Regions from separate parts of the Homo sapiens genome. Here region 1 is linked to region 2. A link is an interaction called in ENCODE POLR2A ChIA-PET data of the cell type or tissue named here. Cell type or tissue: HepG2. All regions are shown on one strand. Each heading gives the region's core, and the rest is flanking DNA. Links, peaks and the distances in the headings are about the cores only. Region 1 holds the start of LOC101929420 (a long non-coding RNA gene). Region 2 has its middle 6.6 kb from the start of DACT2.

What was found. Peaks named below come from ENCODE experiments on the same cell type or tissue, not always from the same donor. Only the 100,000 strongest peaks of a DNase experiment are listed, where the experiment ranks them.
Region 1: POLR2A ChIA-PET joins it to region 2 with 5 read pairs; 2 of 35 experiments call an interaction of 5 or more read pairs at or near these places.

Annotation. Positions count from the first base shown.
Region 1 is chr6:168,242,533-168,247,913 of GRCh38, forward strand. It overlaps LOC101929420 (a long non-coding RNA gene), which reads left to right and starts at 406. Exons shown (of 5, transcript NR_110870.1): 1 at 406-543. RefSeq lists an enhancer at 5,365-5,381. In HepG2, for the core only: no CTCF peak of the experiment used is centred there; a DNase peak (open chromatin) is centred at 2,969.
Region 2 is chr6:168,323,644-168,329,024 of GRCh38, forward strand. No RefSeq gene overlaps it. Among named protein-coding and RNA genes, the nearest start is that of DACT2, 6.6 kb to the left of the region's middle. In HepG2, for the core only: no CTCF peak of the experiment used is centred there; DNase peaks (open chromatin) are centred at 2,868 and 3,478; H3K4me3 peaks cover 329 bases.

The sequences.
Region 1 (5,381 bases), core at 192-5,191, 81 kb before region 2:
GCAGTTCTGCAGGAAGCCTGGCTCTCCCCCAACAGCCATGGCCACTTGTTCCCAAGGTAACTTCCTGAGGAGTATGTGAGGTTTTGTGGAAGACAAAAACCAAACACAAATCCACCACATACATGTGGGGTTACAGCATCGATACATCAGTTCTCAGGCCAGCTTTCCATTCCTCGGATTCCATGTTTCTTCAACAAGCAGGTCCCAAACATGTTCTGCTGAAGAACCGTGGCCTTTGGGTGATATTCCACAGAGCCTGCTCAAAAACAGGGCCAGGGCTAAGTTCACTTCCTTGGGCTCTGGAGTCAGCATTCTAATTGTGGAGTCAGCATTCTAATTATTCTAATTATGGTGAGACCTTCCTCTTCTCTCAGGCCTTCGCCCTTCACCCACCAAGCCCTCGTCGTTCCTCTTCAACCCCAGCATCCCCCTGGGTTCCTGTGCAGGCCTCGGCTTCCAGGAACCCTGCCTTGGAGTGTGTGTGTGGCTCTGTGACCGGCAAGCAGGAGGCCACGGCTGTCCCACCCTCAGGGCTCTCACATGGTGAGTGGCTTGGAGGACACCCTCCATGTGGAGCTCAGGGCCACCACCCCGACAAGGCCTGCAAGCGTGGGCTTGTGCCTATCACTCATGCCTTCCCAGCTACCTCGGCCCAGTGAGAGTTGAGCACTGCGCTGAGCGCTCACAGCTGGGTCCCAGGATCCAGCTCCGTGAGGCTGCCCAACGCAGAGCAGAGGGCAGAGGCAGCCTGGGTGGCCCAGCCACTGCCCCAACCTGAGGTCTCCCAGCAGCACCAGGTCTGGAAAATGCGAATCCCAAGAAACATAAAAGAAACCCTGAGGATCACAAAGAAAGCTGCGCTCTTGAGAAACAAATACATAAACAAAAATAAAAAGGAGAAGAGAAGCAAGTTCGGCTTAGGTAAGGAGACGAAAGAAAAAATCTTTTATTTATGATCAAACATGCAGACTCCTCTGAGAATGTGCAACACAGGCACCTTTTTCCCCTTTGCCTGCGTGTGCAGCAGTTCTCATCAAGAAACAATTCTCTCTCTCTCCCTCTCTCTGCCCAGCCTTCCTCTCCATCCTCTCTCTCTCCCTCTCTCTGCCCAGCCTTCCTCTCCTTCCTCTCTCTCTCCCTCTCTCTGCCCAGCCTTCCTCTCCTTCCTCTCTCTCTCTCTCTGCCCAGCCTTCCTCTCCATCCTCTCTCTGTCCCTCTCTCTGCCTAGCCTTCCTCTCCATCCCAACAAGAAACAGTGCATAGCAGCAAACAATGGCACTAAGGAAAGAAATCAAACTCTTTAAAGATTCCACAAAATACTCACTCTGTCCCCCACCCCACCTCCTATACCAGTTTTGCTGTGAATAATTAATGCTTTGGGTAGATTTTTAATCTTCTGAATCTGAGCCCTTGACCTGAGCCTTTGGAAATGAAGATGAACATGTAACCACTGTCATGGAGAGGGCCCCTTTTCTGTAGCTGAAGGTGAGGTTCCTGGAAGCACAGGGCCCTTGTTTCACCCTCAGTGGGAAGGGGGCTTCCTGGAAGCACAGGGCCCTTATTGTTTCACCCTCAGTGGGAAGGGGCATTCCTGGAAGCACAAGGCCCTTGTTTCACCCTCAGTGGGAAGAGGGATTCCTGGAAGCACAAGGCCCTCGTTTCACCCTCAGTGGGAAGGGGCATTCCTGGAAGCACGAGGCCCTCGTTTAACTCTCAGTGGGAAGAGGGATTCCTGGAAGCACGAGGCCCTCTTTTCACCTTCAGTGGGAAGGGGGATTCCTGGAAGCACAAGGCTCTCGTGGGGAAGGGGGGGGCACCTGCTGCACCATCGGAGGTTTTCTTTTTCATTCTCACTCATATGAACACAACACAGGCACCTTTTCAGTGTTTGTAAACTACCCTTTCTATTCCGACCATACATGTGAACACTTCCATTACTGGGATGGTCCAGTCTATTCCAAACATACATGTGAACGCTTCCATTACTGGGATGGCCTGTCTATTCCAACCATACGTGCGAATGCTTCCATTACTGGGATGGTCCCATCTATTCCGAACGTACATGCAAACGCTTCCATTACTGGGATGGCCTGTCTATTCCAACCATACGTGCAAACGCTTCCATTACTGGGATGGTCCTGTCTCAGCTGAGCTTCACTTTGGGCAAAAGCTGACATTTCCTGGCTTTGTAAGATGGTGAGAAAGACTTAGTTAATCCCAGGGTTGGATGAATTTATGAAAAAAGAAGTGAGTGGGGGTGGTCTTAATAGATTCTACAACTTTCTGCACAGTGAGACAGATTTGCCTATTATTTTTCTGATTTTGAAGAAAAGATTAGTTCTTAAATGAAGAGGTGGTATTTTTTATAATGAAGAGGTTGAGATGCTACAGCTTTATACACACACCCCTCCCCCGGCAAGTCAGTACAAATGCTTTACCCCTTCAACATAAACTCCATTTTCCCGCGTAGCTCTGCGCAGATTCTCGAGGAGACTGCTTCCGGCTCAGGGACGCCAAGTGCAGCAGCCGACGCTGCAGAGGCTCTCGCGGACAGGGCCAGGGGTGCCCGCCCCATCAGGACAGCACCTGAGTTATGGATGACGATCCCCTCCATATAGAAACCAGGCAGTGCCAATATTTCGTGGTTCCTCAATTATCTACCCCCTCCCCTCTGGGCCATCCCCAAAAGCGGGCAGATCCAATCATGCAGCCCCATCCCCACTCTTGCCACTGTACCACTGCTCACTGTCTAAGGCCCCTTAGCGTGGACCCAGTTCACAATTTCACAGATGAGCTTTGGCCTTAGTACACAGGATGCTCTCCACAGGCCTGGCTGTGTGTGCTGTTACTGAAATGGAAATAACAGCTTACGGACTGAAGTTGGTTTACACTACTTGAAAAATTCAGTCAAGCTTGGAAACAAAACCTTGTCTGTTAACATGTACACACCAAGTTCAAACAATACTGGCTCCAGTGCTGAGTAAACTCAGAGCCCTTCAAAGCTGCAAGGCTTTCCGCAAAAGTACATGGCTCAGAAAAAAAGAAACCCTGAATCCAATTCACACAAAAATGCGAAAGCCCCGGGGCAGCCGGCTGTCAGACTAACCTGCACCCGAAATTTCTGGATAGAGTAGATGTCTTTGGGATGTTCTAACCTGCACCCAAAATTTCTGGATAGAGCAGCCTTCTTCGGGATGTTCTAATCTGCACCCGAAATTTCTGGATAGAGCAGCCTTCTTCGGGATGTTCTAATCTGCACCCGAAATTTCTGGATAGAGCAGCCTTCTTCGGGATGTTCTAATCTGCACCCGAAATTCCTGGATAGAGCAGCCTTCTTCGGGATGTTCTAATCTGCACCCGAAATTTCTGGATAGAGCAGCCTTCTTCGGGATGTTCTAATCTGCACCCGAAATTTCTGGATAGAGCAGCCTTCTTCGGGATGTTCTAATCTGCACCCGAAATTTCTGGATAGAGCAGCCTTCTTCGGGATGTTCTAATCTGCACCCGAAATTTCTGGATAGAGCAGCCTTCTTCGGGATGTTCTAATCTGCACCCGAAATTTCTGGATAGAGCAGCCTTCTTCGGGATGTTCTAATCTGCACCCGAAATTTCTGGATAGAGCAGCCTTCTTCGGGATGTTCTAATCTGCACCCGAAATTTCTGGATAGAGCAGCCTTCTTCGGGATGTTCTAATCTGCACCCGAAATTTCTGGATAGAGCAGCCTTCTTCGGGATGTTCAAAGCAACTTTCAGGAATTTTCAATCATCAGAAGCAACCCCCAAAGTGGCCATTATCGAATGATTTTAAAAAGATACACAGTTGGGAGTGAACTGAATATTTATTACTCCTTTCATGAACTGAATCTAATCTGCTACAAACCATTCTTCTATTTAAAGCATACTGTATATTTGAGAGGTAGGAAAAACAGTTTATCAAAGATGTAATCCAATATTCACTTACGCAGCTGAATACAACTTGTAGCCTTGAATGACCACTGAGTGATTTTCCTACAACCAACGCAGTGTAGGAGGGTTGGGGCAAGAAGGTGGATTTCTTTTGAATCTGAGAAGCTGTGTGGATTGAGGGCATCACACCTCAGCTCTCAGATGCCCAGAATCACAGGAACACACCATCTGATTCCTCCTTATTCGTGTGGCAGCTACGACAGCTTCAGATGTGCACAGCACAAGCACCGCCCCTAACATTTCCACTGTTATCTGTAAACCATAAAAGCAGAAATGCAACCTGCACATCATGGGCTTACACTCCCAGGCTCCCCAAGCCTGCATCTCAAATACAGCCTCGAATCCAACTTTCAGCCAGAAACATGGAGGTGGAGGAGGGTGAGCCCCATTTCATAGAGGAGAAAATGTAGGCTCAAAGGGTGACACAGAACTGAATCCACTGCTGGATGTCTCCAAAGTCTGTGTTAATTTTTAATAGACCATGTTGCTTCCCAATTAAATCAGAATTACTTCTAGGGAGTTGGTAATTCTCATGTCTGAGCATCAGAGTTGTTCATGTTGCATTGTTACAGTGACACACCTAGGAGATGCACAGGGAAAGCAGTGCATACACATTGGGTGTGTGTAAATTTGTACTCCACTCTATCTGCAAAAAAGGCTCCTGTAAAATATGCACACAATTGTATCCTGAGCCCTGGGCAGTGTGTGAGGTGTAATTGATGCTGTAAAATATTTTTGATAAGGTATTCAGAGTAAGACATTCCATACAGAAAGTCCTGTTACTTTATATTAAGATTCTATAATTCACGGACTGGAGAGATGTTGCTTAAGAGCTGAACATTCTATGGAATTTAAGAGTCTTTGGGAAAGTTATTAATTTGTGAAATGCAGTGCTGTTCTGAAAAGCACAGCTCCAGTTATATACACCAAATTGTGCCTATTCGCTATTTTTTCACTGATGAATGAGGTGAGAATGATCGAAACAAGAATAACTTATTAGAGTTGTCGCTATTACAACTTAGTTTTGAAGTAAAGTGCTGATGCTAGAAAACCTGAGCTCTGTTTCTCACCCATCGCTGGCTCATAAAGACTATCTTAGTGTTATTTGCTCAATGGGGGATTTCCTGCACTGTTTACATAACACTGCGCTTTTATGACGAGCTCTGTAATTATTTTTAGCCACCTTAATGGCTCTCAGAGGAGAGCAAAATCCTGGTGTTCATGGGACAGATGGAGGGTGAGCGCCAGGGAGGTCAGCGGCTCTCGCGCTGCCATTTCTCTGCAAGCTCAGGAAATTAGTTCCAGGGCTGGACTGCATCCAGGGATCGACATCAGCTCTCTGGGCACCGCCCTCACGCCACTGTTGCCTTGCAAAGGGAGGTTGTGAGGCTTTGATAATGCCAGAGAGATGGCTG
Region 2 (5,381 bases), core at 198-5,197:
GTCTCCATGTGGCTAGTGCATCTGTCTGTTCTTGCACTTGTCATAATTGTTTTGTCTTTAAAAGAAATGCTGATATTTTGTAGAGCAAGTTCTCCCACCATATTTTTCAAGGGTGTCTTGAATATCTTTGGTACTTTGCTATATTACATAAAATTTAGAATCAGCAAGGAAATAAATACCAGAAGTCTACTGTATTTTGATAAGACTCCATTGACTCTGTAGTCCATCCGGGGAGAAATTACATCTTTACAATCTTGAACATTCTATTACTAATCCACAGACAAGGAATACCCCTTTATTTATAAAAGTTTTCTTCTTTTTCTTAATACTTTTAGGTTCAGGATACATAGGCAGATTTGTTGTATAGGTGAATTGCATGCCACAGGGATTTGGCATACAGATTATTTTGTCACCCGGGTAATAAGCATAGCACTGGATATATAGTTTTTCCTTCCTCACCCTTCTCCCACCCTCTACTCTCAAATCGGCCTTGGGGCCTGTTGTCTTCTTTATGTGCGCGTGTATCTGATGTTTAGCTCTCACTTGTAAGTGAGAACATGTGGTATTTGGTTTTCTGTTCCTGTATGAGTTCACTTAGGATAATGGCCTCCAGCTCTGTCCATGTTGCTGCAAAGGACATGATCTAGTTCTTTTTTATGTCTGCGTAGTGTTTCATGGTATGTATGTACATAGACGTTTCTTTTAATATCTCTAATTATTATTTTATAATTTTCTGTATAGAAAGATGTGGCAGTCTTGTAGAACTCTCATTAGATTTGTCCCTACTTTCTTCTCCTTCTCCTTCTCCTTCTTCTTCTTTTCTGATGCTATTGTTACCAGAAAAGCAGTCTTGATTCAGACCCCAAGAGAGAGTTCTTGGATCCCATGCAGGAAGGAATTCAAGGTGAGTGGCAGAGTGCAGTGAAAGAAGCAAGTTTCTTAGATACTACTCCATTGCAGAGTTTGAGTTTGATGTCCTCATACAGCAAGTGGAGGAATTCACCTCTTCATTTTAAGTTTTTCTGATATAGGGTCTTGCTATGTAAAGTCTATGCTAAGCTGTGACTATATGTGGGTGGGCTGACAGCAGGACAGAATTATTCTGTTGATTTAAAGAAAACTATTCTTGACATTTCAGTATGTAAGTACGTCGGAGCATTACTATAATTATCTTGAAGGCATATGTTGTTACAGGTATTGGGACACCTGGACTTTCTGTTGTGGTAGGAGTTTGTCTTGCAGGCATGACCGAGCTGTTTCCTTAGCTGTAAACATCTTAGGACCGTGAGGCAGGATGGCAGTTGGTTTTAAAATGGCGTTACACTGGCTCTCCTGGGCTCCTGATTCCCTAATGCTATTGCCAGTTACCTTTTAAAAATTCATTTTATTTTGGTTGATGATAGATAAAAATACCAACAAAGAATCTAACAACTTTGCTAAACTCATTTTTTCATTTGAATCATTTATCTAGAGATTCTTTGGGATTTTTTTCCATATACATTCATATCATCTGAGATTAATGGCAGTTTTATGTCTTTATTTCTGACCCTTAAATCTTTTATTCATTTTTCTTGCTTTATTTTAGTGGCTAGCGCCCCAAAGAGAATGTTGAATGGTGATGCTATCATGCTTCCTTTTCCATGTGTCACTTTCAAGGACAGTGGGAAGCTTTTCAATATTTCATCACTGAGACGATGGTGTGTGTGCTTTGAAGATGCCCTTTATGAGATTAATAAAATAATCATCTGTTCCTAGAATGATGTTGAATTTTATCAAAGGTATTTTCTAAGATATTGAGGGAATTAAAATATTTTTCTCCTTTTTTCCCTATTTATTTCATAAATTATGCTGATTGATTTGCAAATATAAAGCCAACCCTGCATTTCTGGAATAAATCAACCTGGTTATGACATATTGTCCCACTTATATATTGCTAGATTTAGTTGGGTAGTATTTGGTTTTAAAGTTTTGCATCTATATTCCCAAGGAGATTAGCTCATAATTCTCCTTTCTTGTCTTTTTCAAGTTTTCGGAATCAATAGTATGCTGACCTCATAGAGTGAAAGCATTCCCTCTTTTGATAGTCTATGCGAAGATGTGTGTAAGCCCCATGCCGTTTTATTCTTAAATATTTGGCAGAATTTGTTAATGAAGCCATCTCTACCTGGGATTTTTGTGTGTGAAAATTTTAATTTTGAATACAAGCTTTTAAATAGTTGTTTGATTATTCAGACTTTTTATTTTTTCATGTCAGTTTGTTGCAGATGTATTATTCCATAGGGTTTTCTTCCTTTTGTCCATGTTTTCAAGTGTGCTGGCGTCATGACCTGAGCTAGTATCTTCAGATGTCTTGTAATCTGCCGTGATACCTCCTCACATTTTTTCTATCATTGGTTATTTGTGCTCTCTCTACATTTTGGCAACGGTTTCACAGTTTTATCAGTTTCTCAGAGAAAGAGCTATTGGCTTTGGTGGTCCTCTCTGTTGGTGTCTGCTTTCTAACTCATCCACGCGTGCTGTTTTCCTTCTCAACTTCCTTCTGCCTATTTTCTGTGGGCGTGCTTCACTGGATTATTTCCTCTAATGTCTTAAAATGAGTTTTTGGCTTGCTGGCTTCTCTCTCCCTTATCGGCATAGCTCAGCCCTCATTGGTGGTCGTCAGGAGCTTGTTACTGGGTAAATATTGGGTCCTCTGTATCTTAGATTGTGTCATAGCATTGACTTGGAGGAGAACCGTGGGACCACTGCCTGCATGAACTGTGTCTCCTTCAGAGCTGTCTGGGGTAAAGGATGTAACTAGCTCTGTTAGCGTAGCCTCCAGAGGAAAGGCACTGATGCAATCTCAGTTTGAGTCCTAGAATGTGAGCTTGGTCAGGAATTCCAGTGATTGCATAGTCCTTTGTTCTGCCGTTGTCCCCTGTTCAGAAGGTCACAGGCAAAAAAACAGGTCTGGAAAAGTTAGACTTGGTTTATTTGTCTCAATCGTACTCTCCCCTTTTGTCATATAAATTTATGTTGATTGTAGGATGTGCTGGATTTTTTGCACTCTCTCTCCTTTTCTCTCTCTCTCTCACACACACAAGATGACATGCACTATCACAGGTGCCTCTGAGAAAGAGTTTGGGCTCAGGGAACATTTTTGAGGCCTCCACAAGGAGGACTAAGGGTCTTCACACTGATTTGTAGGAAGGTCCCACCTCACTTCCAGATTGTGGCAATTTTACAATTTTACCAGCTTTCCGACTCCTTCACCCCACCTCCTGTTTCACTGGTCCTACCATTTACTTACCATAAACTTGGAATCTTTGCCCATTTTATCAGAGCTTTGTTTTTCTCTCCCTACAACGATAAAGAATCCCTCTTGGTGAAGGGAGGTCGGATTTTTCCTCTTCACGACTTCAACTGATTGGATGAGGGCCTCCCACATCAGGGAGGACAATTTGCTTTACTCAGAGTCCACCGATGTAAATGTTAATCTTATCTGAAAACGCCCTCACAGAAACATCCGGAATAACATTGGACCAAATGCCTGTGGCTCAGCAGGCATTAGGTTGACACATAAAATTAATCATCACACTCAGCATTTGGTAAACTTCAACATGAAAGGAGCTTTGTTCTTTGACTCTAGAAAAATTCTTCTCTATTTCTTTGATAATTTCTCCTTTTTATTTATCTCTTCTGTCTCCTTATTGCAACATTTTAATTCTCGTTTGGACTTCCATGATTAAGCCTTTCTGATTTTATTTTTTCTGTCATATTTCCTATCTTACTTTTTGTTTTTGAATATTTTGTTCAATTTTGGCTTCCAGCACTTCTATTATTTTATTGATCATATTTTTAATTTTTAATAGGTCTTTGTTAGCCTCTGGGTCACGTTCATATTTTACAATTTTTTATTTTCTGGATGCAATCGCTTCTTGAATCTCTCTCTGAATACTAATTTTGTTTGTATTTTCTAAATTACCCATGTTGTGTGATGTCTGCTTTTCTGTTTCTCTACCTTTGACTTTCTTTTCAAGGCTCACATAGTTAGGCGTGCGTCTCCTTCTCATGTCCCTCTTAAACTCCACAGAGGTGACAGCAAGTCCAGCTCTGAGGGACAGGCCTTCTCCCCTCCTTTTCTTTGATCATCATCAGAGGTTCCTAAAGTACACAATTTAGTCAATTACTACGTATCGCATAACCGTTACAGTTATAATTTGGAATACTACATAGCAATGAAGAAAATGTTTATAAGATGCCAAGTGCCAGGAAGAAGAAACCGCATGTAAAATTGTAACTACATTATGACTATAAGTACATGTAAAGCGTGCATGCCTGTCAGCAGGGTCCATTTAGAGGCATAAGAGAATTGAAACATTTTTTTTTGTAAGTTTACTGTGGCTGTGGGTCACTTTCTCTATTGAGTTAAGTTACTTTCTTGTTGATCAATTTACTTGTGCAGTAAGCCAACATTAATACACACACGATTTATCAAATTAGAAAACTTCCTTCTCCCCAATCAGATTGGCAGAGATCAAAAAGAATAACCATAATAATAACACTCATTGCTAGGGAGGAAATGTACCCTCTTGCAACAGACTGCTAGTGGGACTGCAAATCAGGAGAAAATTCCTAGAGGGCAATTCCGCAGAACGGTCAAAAGCCTTAAAATGAACATGCTCCATGATTCACTTCTAGCAATGTATTCTAAAGAACCAATCAGCGGAACATTCTAAGATGACTCTATAAGGCTGCTTATTTGAACACTCTTTATAACTGCAAAATTTGGAAGCAATCTATGTAAGTACTTGGTTGAATAAATCATGATATATATGTAGAATAAATGAGATTATTAAAACTGGTGCTCCAGAGAGTGATTTTTGGTCTTTAACCACTGTTTATAAGGATACAACGTCATTAAATAAATAAATAAATAAACATTACTGTTGGTTAAATATTAGCCATTAAACACCTGATATGTTTAGGCTTTGTGGCCCCACCCAAACCTCATCTTGACTTGTAATCCCCAGGTGTTGGTGGGAGGTGATTGGATCATGGGGTTTCCCCCATGCTGTTTTCATGATAGTGAGTGGGTTCTCACAAGAGCTGATGGTTTTATAAGTGGCTGGAAGTTCCTTCATTAACTCTTCTCTCCCCTGCCACCTTGTGAAGAAAGGGCTGCTTCCCCTTCCATCATGATCGTAAGTTTCCTGAGGCCTCCCCAGCCATGTGGAACTGTGAGTCAATTAAATCTCTTTTGTTTATAAATTACCCAGTCTTGGGTAGTATCTTTATAGCAGTGTAAAAACAGACTAATACCACATCAATAGCAAACTTCTTGAAAATACCGAGCTCCAACTAAGCAGTGTGCTATGGACTGGAATCGTCCAATGACCTCT